Linked DNA regions of Homo sapiens: region 2 is linked to region 1. Evidence: read pairs that join two places in POLR2A ChIA-PET (ENCODE). Cell type or tissue: PC-3. All regions are shown on one strand. Region 1 overlaps PPARD (peroxisome proliferator activated receptor delta). Region 2 overlaps CLPSL1 (colipase like 1).

Region 1 (5,000 bases):
AGGGGAAACCAGTCTAAGAACAGGAGGGAAGGGAGAATGAGGGGGACTGGTGGGGAGATAAATACCTTTATTCATGTTTGTAGTTTAAATTGTTTTTAAAACGAGCATCAACATCTTTTGTAATAAAGTGGAGTAGAAGAGTCAGGAGTCTTGTAAATGGATCTCACTCGAGTAAAGGCAGCCCAGGAGCTGCAGGCACATACTGACACCAGTAAAGAAGCAAAGCTCTCCTGCTGCTCAATCTCACAGAAATGTTTAGTCTTGTTCTCAGTCCTCCTGTCCCTTTCCAAGTGCATGCCTAGCTGGTTGCTTTCTAAGGTCCCATATAAGCACCCACTTAACAAATATTTGAGAAGCATGAAGTCCCCAAGAAAGGAAAGGAAGAACCAGAGTGAAAGGACAGATAAAACAAGAGGTTTCAAATCTCAGGGAGCCCAGAAAGACTTCTTAAGCATCAAAGCACCCTAGAGATTCAGAAAATTGGCCCATGCTGTCACCTCCCAATTCTCACATAATTCTGACAGCAGCTTCTGGATTTTATATTATACCTGCATGACAGCCCACTTCTCAGTAAGAACATGGGTCAAAAACTGCAATCTCACTCCTCAGGACTCAGAGCCAGGAGGAGGGGTATGCAGGATAAGATAGGGAAATGCCAGAACCGGAGTGACTTATTGATGACACTTGGGGAATACATTCAGAGAGTGCAAGGTCTCACACGCCAGGTCATGTTAGGCTTCTAACCAGTCTGGATCTCAGCCCACCTAGCAGGAGAGAGAAGGGACTCTCTTGAAAGAGTCAGGAAAAGCACTGCCACTGTTCACTGAGCAAGCATTACAAGCAGTGATGACCGGGAGTCTGTCTATAAACCCTGTTTCCTTTCGGGGCTCTCCCTCCCAAGATGCCCCCTCCCTCCGCTCCTGCCCACTTGGCTGCCAGAGCCCTGGGGGTCTCTCCATGATGGTGGCCATGAGCCAGGGGAATAAGAACTCCCCAGAGCTCCCCACAGGGCCCATACAGCAAAGCCTATGCCTCACCAAGCCACTGGCCCTGGTCCTGGCCCTGAATTTGGCCCCCTTCCTGGAGGCCTATGAGGATGAATAGTGTAAAGAGAGGTAACAGGAACCTCAGAGGGCTGATCCTCAGGGTCTCTCAGTTCTATAGCAACAGGACAACATGACCTTGACAAGGAGCACCATTTCCTGCTTCAGCCGGAGCCAGTTTTTCCCAAAACAACTGCTCTGGGGAAGGACACCAGGGTAACATGAGGAGCAGACACTGGGTCTTTCTACTTACCAAGTGCTCAGGTGCTACTGGCCCTGGGGATGGCTGCTAACTGGAAGATGACAGGTTGGTGGGCTGCTGGTGGGTCACCAGAGCAGAAGGTCACTAAGAGCCATTCTAGAGTGCTCCAGAGTCGCTGTCACAGCTCTCCTTTCTCGCTGCCTCCTCAAGAACCTCCACCCAAATCCTGGGGCGTCCCGAGCACGTAGGCGGTGTCTCCCCACCCACAATGACCTGCTTGGCAAGGCTTGGCACACCTTTCCCCCATTAATGCTTCCTGTCTCCCTCTCTCCCCCGAGGAACCCAGGCAGGCTGAGGCAATACCTTCCTTCATCCATCTGGACTGGCCTTGGAATTCCTGGGCCAATCTGGGGATCCCATGCATCAACCCTAAAGTGGGCCAGTGCCAGGTATGTGCAGCCTGTACTTCCCAGTCTGGGCAGGCGGAGGCTGGAACGGTGCCAGCAACTCACCTCTGCAACACAGCATGGAAGCATTTATTTCAAGGGTGGCTGGGGAGCGTCCAACAGCCCGCCTCCCAGCTTGCAGGACAGCCTGCCACATGCAGGGGAGGAACCAGTTTGCTTTGGGCAAACTGCTTCACTTCTCTGAGCCACCCTTGAAATAAATACTTCCGTGCTGCGTTACAGAGGAGAGCTGCTGGTGCGGTTCCAGCCTTTGCCTGCCCAGACTGGGAAGTACAGGCTGCATATACCTGGTGCTGGCACTGGCCCATGTTAGGGTTGGTGCCAGGGTTCCCCAAATTGGCCCAGGAATTCCAAGGGCAGTCCAGATGGATGAAGGAAGGCACCTCTCTCTTCCCTCTCACCTGTCAGGGCCTATAAGGCTTGGTGCTCTTCTGCTTGGTTCCGAGCACAACATCTGAGTGGTCAGTGCCACAATCATAACAACCAGCTGCCTCACAAAGGAGGCAGCTTGGCATAAGGACAAGGGCAGGGCTTTGTCCCCAGACAAAAATGGGTTTGAATCCTAGCTCTGTCACTCACTAGCTGAGTAGCTTTGGGCAAACTGCTTCACTTCTCTGAGTGTCTATTTCCTTATACGTACAGTCTCACATAGCTCAGAAATGACTTGGCTATGGTCACAGGGAGAGATGGCTGTAGAGCTTGGTCCCAGGTCCTGACATACTGGCTTCCAGAGCTTGTCTGACTATACTAGGATGTTTCTTAACTGCAGCTACACGTGACAGAGAAAACAGTCGTCTCTTTTCCTAAATGGCTGTCAGCAATTCCCAAAGTCAGGGAAAAGTTCCTTTCGAAGTTCACTGCCTTAATACAAAAGTAGCCTTCACAGATGCCAACTTAACTAGGTGAATCAAGTTAGCATCACTTTTACTAGGGCCAACTGGCACCACTGTGCCTCCTGATGTAAGCAACAGGAAGCACACCTCATCTATGTGGGTTCCCACCAACAACGTAAACCCGAATCTAATCACAAGGAAACAATCCAACAGATATGGAATGTGGACAATCTATGACACATCAAGCAAATGCGCCAAACTGTTAGCAACTGGTGAATCTTGGTGAAGGAAATACAGAAATTCATTGTTTTATTCTTTTAACTTTTCTCTAGTTTTAACCTTTAAGAGTAACTTTTAAATATTAAATATGTGTAGTATTACTCTTAAATCATTAAGTGATTTTTATTTGGTATTCATTTTGTGTTAATGCTCTCTTCCGCATTTTCTATTATCAGATGTCTATATCAGATAGAGATCATTTTTACATGCTAATGAAATATATACAATCATATATCACAATATATTTGTCCATAATAACAATAAACTATGCATTTATTTTATTTTTATTATTTTAATTTTTTAGATGGGGTCTCACTCTGTCACCAAGACTGTCACCACCCGGAGTGGTGCTATCATAGCTCACTGCAGCCACAAACTCCTGGGCTCCAGTGATCCTCCTGCCTCAGCCTCCTGAGTAACTGGGACTACAGGCACATGCCACCATGCTGGCTAATTTTTTTTATTTTTAATAGAGACAAAATCTTTCTCTGTTAACAGGCTGGTCTCAAACTCCTGAGCTCAAGCCATCCTCCTGCCTTGGCCTCTCAAAGTGCTGGGATTACAGGTGTGAGCCACTGTGCCCAACCAAACCACCAAACCACGCATTTAATGTTACATCTTTTTTTCTCTTTTTCTTTTCTTTCTTTTTTTTTTACAGAAACACCTCTGAAATTTTATCACAGAAAAAATAATTCCATTTATTATTATGACCACTCCTTATTTAAAAACTCATAAAGTGTTAGGAAAGATATAGAAAAAGTTATGATTTTGGGCATTCCAGGGAATTTCTATTACTTGTTCCTCAATCCTGAAAGTTAATAACTGTTGGGAATTTGGAAGTACCAGCATCTTGATGGCCAGCCTTCGTTATGACCCCTGCTCCCACATGGCAACATTCCACCTAGTAGCTCCAGCCAGAGAGCCCCACTCAAATAAAATATCATTTATGGGACTGTTTCAGGCACCATGTACAAAAGCACTGACCTAGACCCCTATGGGGAGAGATGACAAAAGGAGTAAAACACAGCCTGCCCTTGAAGAGGTAAGTATACAAACTGTGTGATGGAGGGCACATAAGAGGTGGCCACTGTGGAGGAAGAAATATTCCAACTTGGGAGCAGCAGGGATGATTCTGGAGTAGGTGTAATGGCCCTTTCTTCTAGCTGGGCCAGAAAACTAGAAAAGGCACTCCCAGGGAAGGCCAAGGTGAGTCAGGCAACGCAGCCGAGAACACAGGGCACATCTGGGAATGGCGAGCTGTCCGCTTTGGCTGGGGCACCCCACTCTCTGAAGGACAGATAAAGGGCCAGGACCTGGCTAGCCTTGAATTCCTAGTTTCTAAGGTGTATAGACTTAATTTTGAGGCCCGGGGTTCTGCCCTCTGGTTCCAATGACTGTAAGAGTGGAGAGGGGCAAAGAAAGTCACCAGGGCCCTTCAGAAATGACACAGTGAGAGAGGGTGAGGGTCTGAAATCTCATCTCTCACCCTTTCAAAATGATACAGTTCCTGTATTTTCCCAGGCATAGCTCTTTGCACACTTTCTTGCTATTGCATTTTACTTCTTTATTTTGGGGAATATGCTATTTATTTGCCTGCTTGATTTATAATTGGGGTATAACATACTCATGGTTAGAGTATGCAATCTGCATTAATCTTAAACATAATAAGCCCCATGAATTCCTACATTTATATACCACCATAAAACCATCACCCAGGCTGGGCGCGGTGGCTCACGCCTGTAATCCTAGCACTTTGGAAGGCCGAGGCGGGCGGATCACCTGGGGTCAGGAGTTCAAGATCAGCCTGGCCAACATGGTGAAACCCCTGTCTCTACTAAAAATACAAAAATTAGCCGGGCATGGTGGCAGGCGCCTGTAGTCCCAGCTACTCGAGAGGCTGAGGCAGGAGAATTGCCTGAAGCCAGGAGGTGGAGGTTGCAGTGAGCCGAGATAGTGCTATTGCACTCCAGCCTGGGGCACAAGAGCAAGACTCCATCTCAAAAAAACAAAATAAACAAACAAAAAACAAACCAAAAAAACCCATCACCCAGGTCAAGACAGTAAACATTTCCAGCACCCTACAAGGTTCTTTGTGCCCCTGAACAGCTAATCTCCACAATAAGTAACTACTCCGCTTTTTTTGAGACAGGGTCTTGCTCTGTTGTCCAGGCCAAGC
Region 2 (5,000 bases), 390 kb before region 1:
TGGGAAAGACAGGACTTTGACCTCGACCTTGGCGGCAGCTCTTCCCTGAGCCCCTAAGCCCAGCCCAGCCCAGCTCCAGGGCCCATGTGCTTGCCCACAGCCAGGATCCAGGGATAAATGATAGCTTGCCAGCTGCTCAGAGTGGCACCTCTGGCTGCCTTCTCCAGGCTGGCTCCTGGATTGTTCAGTGTCCTCCCAGCTCCAGACCTTGTAACCCTGCCTGTCACTGACCCATCTGCCTGTCCTAAGTCCATGGACACACCATCGCAGGACCTCTATGTCTTGTCTTTAAATCCTTCCATGGGCAAATCAACTCCCTCCCCTACACACCCAGCTCAGAGGCTGCCTCTGCCCATCCTCCACCAGGAACACCCGGGGCCACAGCAGAACTCCTGAGCTGGATGAAGACGGGGCTCTGGGGCAGAGGCTGGACCTAGCTGTGCCCATTTACTGTACTACTTTCGGAATTTGCTGAGAAGACTCCTGGAGAATGTGAACCCACATTAGAAAGTGAAACATCGCCTTCCCGCCCCAATCCAGGATTCCAAAACCCTAGGGTGGGCTACCATATTGGTTCCGTCCACAGGCTCCCCCAGAAGGCTTGGAGGTGCAGTCCCACGGGGGAATTCCAGGCTCCAGGGCATTTCCGCCCACCTACCCTTCTTTCCTCCCCAGGAATCTGGGCCCGCCCTGGCTCCCACTTCCCCTGGATCCCCTCTGGCTCCCCCCGGGCGGCGATACCCACCTGCGTTTGACACAGACTGCCCTCGGACCCCTTCTCCGCGCAGTGCGACTCGCAATTGTCTGGAGCACGTTGGCAGCAGCCAGTCTCGCAGTCCTGGTTCCGGATGCAAGACTCCTTGAGCTCCTGCAGGGAGGGACACGGCACCGCCAGGCTCCACCGCCCGCCTTCCGCCCTCGCCGCCCCGCCTGGGGCTTTCTCCCTACGGGGCTCCTCCCCAGACTCTGCTCCCACCATCACCTCTGGCTCCTGCCAGGCAGGGTGGTCTCTACGTGGGGGCCGGGGTAAGTCTGTGCAGACGGTGGATGCCTGGAGGGGACTGAACAGTTTTTAAAAGGTTTACTCTTGGTGTCCTCAACATAGGCTGCTTCTCATACACACCAGAGTGGTCTAGACTTTCCTGTCTCTCTCTTGCACTTCATTCTGCTGCAGAGCCTTCTCGCCCCAAAACTCATACTCACCCTTTCACCTGTGCCTGATGGTCACCTACATGCATTCCCACCGCCCCTCCCCCTACACACATCAATGACCTCCACCCAGCACTGGGGCTTAGGACAGTAATTAACATTATTGATCACAGCCACCCATCATCTCTGACAATTTCAATAGTCATTCAACAGGCAAATACTGAGCACCTACTGTGTGCCAGGCACTGTTCCAGGCACTGGGAATACAGCTGGGAACAACAAAAACAGAAATCCCTGTCCACCTGCAGCTGACATTCCAGAGCAGCACTGTCCAACAGAGCTTCTGCAGTGACGAAAATGTGCTTTTTCTGCCCAGTCCAATAGCCACTAGCCACTACTGAGCACTTGAAATGTGGTAGTGCAACTGAGGAGCTGAATTTAAATTTTCTTTTCTTCTTTTTTTTGAGATGGAGTCTTGCTTCCATCGCGCAGGCTGGTATGCAGTGGCGTGATTTCGGCTCACTGCAACATCCACCTCCTGGGTTCAAGCAATTCTCCCGAGTAGCTGCGATTACAGCCGTGCGCCACCATGCCTGGCTAATTTTTGTATTTTTAGTAGAGACGGGGTTTCGCCATGCTGGCCAGGCTGGTCTCGAACTTCTGACCTCAGGTGATCCACCCGCCTCGGCCTCCCAAAGTGCTAGGATTACAGGCATGAGCCACCGCGCCCAACCCTCTTTCTTTCCTTTCCTTTTTTTTTTTTTTTTTTTGACAAAGTCTCACTCTGTCACCCAGGCTGGAGTGCAGTGGTGCAATTATAGCTCACTGTAGCCTCAACCTCTAGGTTCAAGCAATCCTCCTGGCTCAGCCTCCCGTGTAGCTGGGACCACAGGCACACACCACCATGCCCAGCTAATTTTTTTATTTTTTGTAGAGATGTTACAGGTAGTTAGACAGGCATGAGTGGGGTAGGAGAGGGCTCTCCCCCACCCACCAGGAATGTCAGGTGATGGTTCAACAGTTATCACATTGCCTCTCTAAAAATGATAATTTGGCAGTTAGGCTCCAGGGAGAGACAGGCTTCTAATGGTCCACAGCTGTTAACATTAAAGTGTCCATTGAAAGCAGGGGCCAGAGAGAAGCAAAAAGGGCTTCCAATAAAATCTCAGGTGTTGGGTGAGTGAGCCCGGGGAATGCACATTAAGAGAAAAAATGGAGGAGTATGAATTTCCGGGGACAGGGCCAGGCATGGTGGCTCACGCCTGTAATCCCAGCACTTTGGGAGGCCGAGGCGGGCAGATCACGAGGTCAGGAGATCGAGACCATCCTGGCTAACACGGTGAAACCCCGTCTCTACTAAAAATACAAAAAATTAGCTGGGCGTGGTGGCGGGTGCCTGTAGTCCCAGCTACTTGGGAGGCTGAGGCAGGAGAATGGCGTGAACCCGGGAGGTGGAGCTTGCAGTTAGCTGAGATTGCACCACTGCACTCCAGCCTGGGTGACAAAGCGAGACTCTGTCTCAAAAAAAAAAAAAAAAAAAAATTTCCAGGGGCACACTCCACAGGAAAAGGGAACAAAGCCTCAGATGGGCATGCGTACAACTTCCTAAACACCCTGCATGTGCTCACTTCCCAAGGGTAAGGAGGACACTGCGCATGTGGTCAGCTCACCCTAAGGGAAGAATCAGGGGAGAGAGGCACACGACACTGGAGGTAGGCAAGACTGTTAAGGGGTAGGACCAAGGTTAAACACTGCACTTGCCCTTCAAGTTGCCCACTTGGGACTCTTCCAAGTGTACTTTCCATTCTTTCCTGCTCTAAAGCTTTTTAATAAACTTCCACTCCTGCTCTGAAACCTGCCTCAGTCTCTTTTTCTGCTTTATGCCCCTCAGTTGAATTCTTTCTTCTGAGGAGGCAAGAATTGAGGTTGCTGTAAATGCATACAGATTCATTGCCAATAACTCAGATACCTTCCACCAGTAAGAGACAGGAGTCTTGCTTTGTTGCCCAGGTTGGTCTCGAACCTCTGGGCTCAGACAATCCTCCCACCTTGGCCTCCCAAAATGTTGGGATTACAGCCATGAACCACCACACCTGGCTTGAATTTTAAATTTTGTTGAATTTTAATCAATGTAAATCTAAGTAACTATATGTGGCTAGTGTAAACCAAAAATAAAATTTGAAGCCTCCCACCACCACCAATCCACAGCCATCTCAGTCGACTCCTTCCTTGGCCAGGGCACTCTAAAATTTAACCTGAAAGACTGGTTCAGGCCATGACGGGAAGTGGGGGTTGGACATGCCTCATTAATACCCCTCCAGCATTAACATTAACAAAGACCTTAAGTCTGATCAGAAACATGTACAATCTATTTTCTATGAAGCCTATTACTGGAGGCTTCATCTGCATGATAAAACCTTGCTCTCCTCAACCCCTTATCTTAACCCAGACATTCCCTTCTGCTGATAATAGCTGTTCAACCAACTGCCAATCAGAATTTGTTTAAATCTACCTATGACCTGGAATGGAAGTCATGCCCCCCACTTCAAGTTGTCCCACCCTTCCAGATCAAACGAATGTAAATCTTACAGGTACTGACTGACATATTATGTCTCCCCAATGTGTATAAAAGCAAGCTATACCCCAAAAAACAAAAAACAAAAAAAAAGCAAGGTGCACCCCAGCCACCTGAGGCTGTATCACAGGTGTGTCCCTAACCTTGGCAAAATAAACTTTCTAAATTGACTGAGACCTGTCTCAGATATTTTGGGTTCACACTAGTAACTGCACTATTGGACACACACAGCTCTAGAGAGGGAAGACAGGGAAGAGATACATAAGTGAAATGATACGGTATCACAGAAAAAACGTTGAGCAAAATAAGTCAGATTTTTTTTTTTTTTTTTTTTTGGAGATAGAGTCTCGCCGTCGCCCAGGCTGGAATGCAGTGGTGCGATCTCGGCTCACTGCAAGCTGTGCCTCCCAGGTTCACGCCATTCTCCTGCCTCAGCCTCCTGAGTAGCTGGGATTACAGGCACCCGCCACCACGCACAGCTAATTTTTTTTGTATTTTTAGTAGAGACAGGGTTTCACTGTGTTAGCCAGGATGGTCTTGATCTCCTGACCTCGTGATCTGCCTGCCTCGGCCTCCCAAAATGCTGGGATTACAGGCATGAGCCACCGCGCCCAGCCCCCCTTTTTTTTTTTGAGACAAAGTCTCACTCTACTGCCCAGGCTGGAGTGCAATGGCACTTTCTTGGCTTAGTTCAACCTCTGCCTCCCGGGTTCAAGCAATTCTCCTGCCTCAGCCTCCCAAGTAGCTGGGATTATAGGCATGTGCCACCACACCCAGCTAATTTTGTATTTTTAGTAGAGATGGGCTTTCACCATGTTGGTCAGGCTGTTCTCGAACTCTTGACGTCAGGTGATCCACTTGCCTCGGCCTTCCAAAGTGTTAGGATTACAGGCGTGAGCCACTGCGCCTGGCCCAAATTTTTTTTTAAAAGTACATACTGTGTGATTTCATCATACAAAGTTCAAAACTAATCTATAATAATGGAAGTCAGGAGACAGTTGCCTTTGGTGCTATTGACTAGGAGAGTAAGAGTGAGGCTTTTGGGGTAATGAAAATGTCCTATATCTTGTTCTGACGGTAGTGATGAGGGGGTCTGCATAGGTTCGAATCCATTGATTTCCATGTAAACTCAAGATCTGAGCACCTAGTAAGGTGTGATTTTTACCACATATGTTATATACATAACAATAAGTAATATTTATATTATATATGTATAATCCTATTATGTACGATTATGTGCTATAAAGAAAATAAGGCAGGAAAGGAGGATTGGCTA

The links. ChIA-PET counts read pairs that join two places held together with the same protein. Peaks named below come from ENCODE experiments on the same cell type or tissue, not always from the same donor. Only the 100,000 strongest peaks of a DNase experiment are listed, where the experiment ranks them.
Region 2: POLR2A ChIA-PET joins it to region 1 with 18 read pairs; 2 of 35 experiments call an interaction of 5 or more read pairs at or near these places.

Annotation. Positions count from the first base shown.
Region 1 is chr6:35,389,152-35,394,151 of GRCh38, reverse strand. All of the region lies in intron 2 of PPARD (peroxisome proliferator activated receptor delta), which reads right to left. Among named protein-coding and RNA genes, the nearest start is that of PPARD, 49 kb to the right of the region's middle. RefSeq lists an enhancer at 1,685-2,253. In PC-3, a CTCF peak has its summit at 2,626; DNase peaks (open chromatin) are centred at 1,771 and 2,661; H3K4me3 peaks cover 1,804 bases; H3K27ac peaks cover 4,865 bases.
Region 2 is chr6:35,782,866-35,787,865 of GRCh38, reverse strand. CLPSL1 (colipase like 1) reads right to left here. Exons shown (of 3, transcript NM_001010886.5): 2 at 746-868. Among named protein-coding and RNA genes, the nearest start is that of CLPSL1, 4.3 kb to the right of the region's middle. In PC-3, no CTCF peak of the experiment used is centred here; no DNase peak of the experiment used is centred here; H3K4me3 peaks cover 518 bases; H3K27me3 peaks cover 1,487 bases.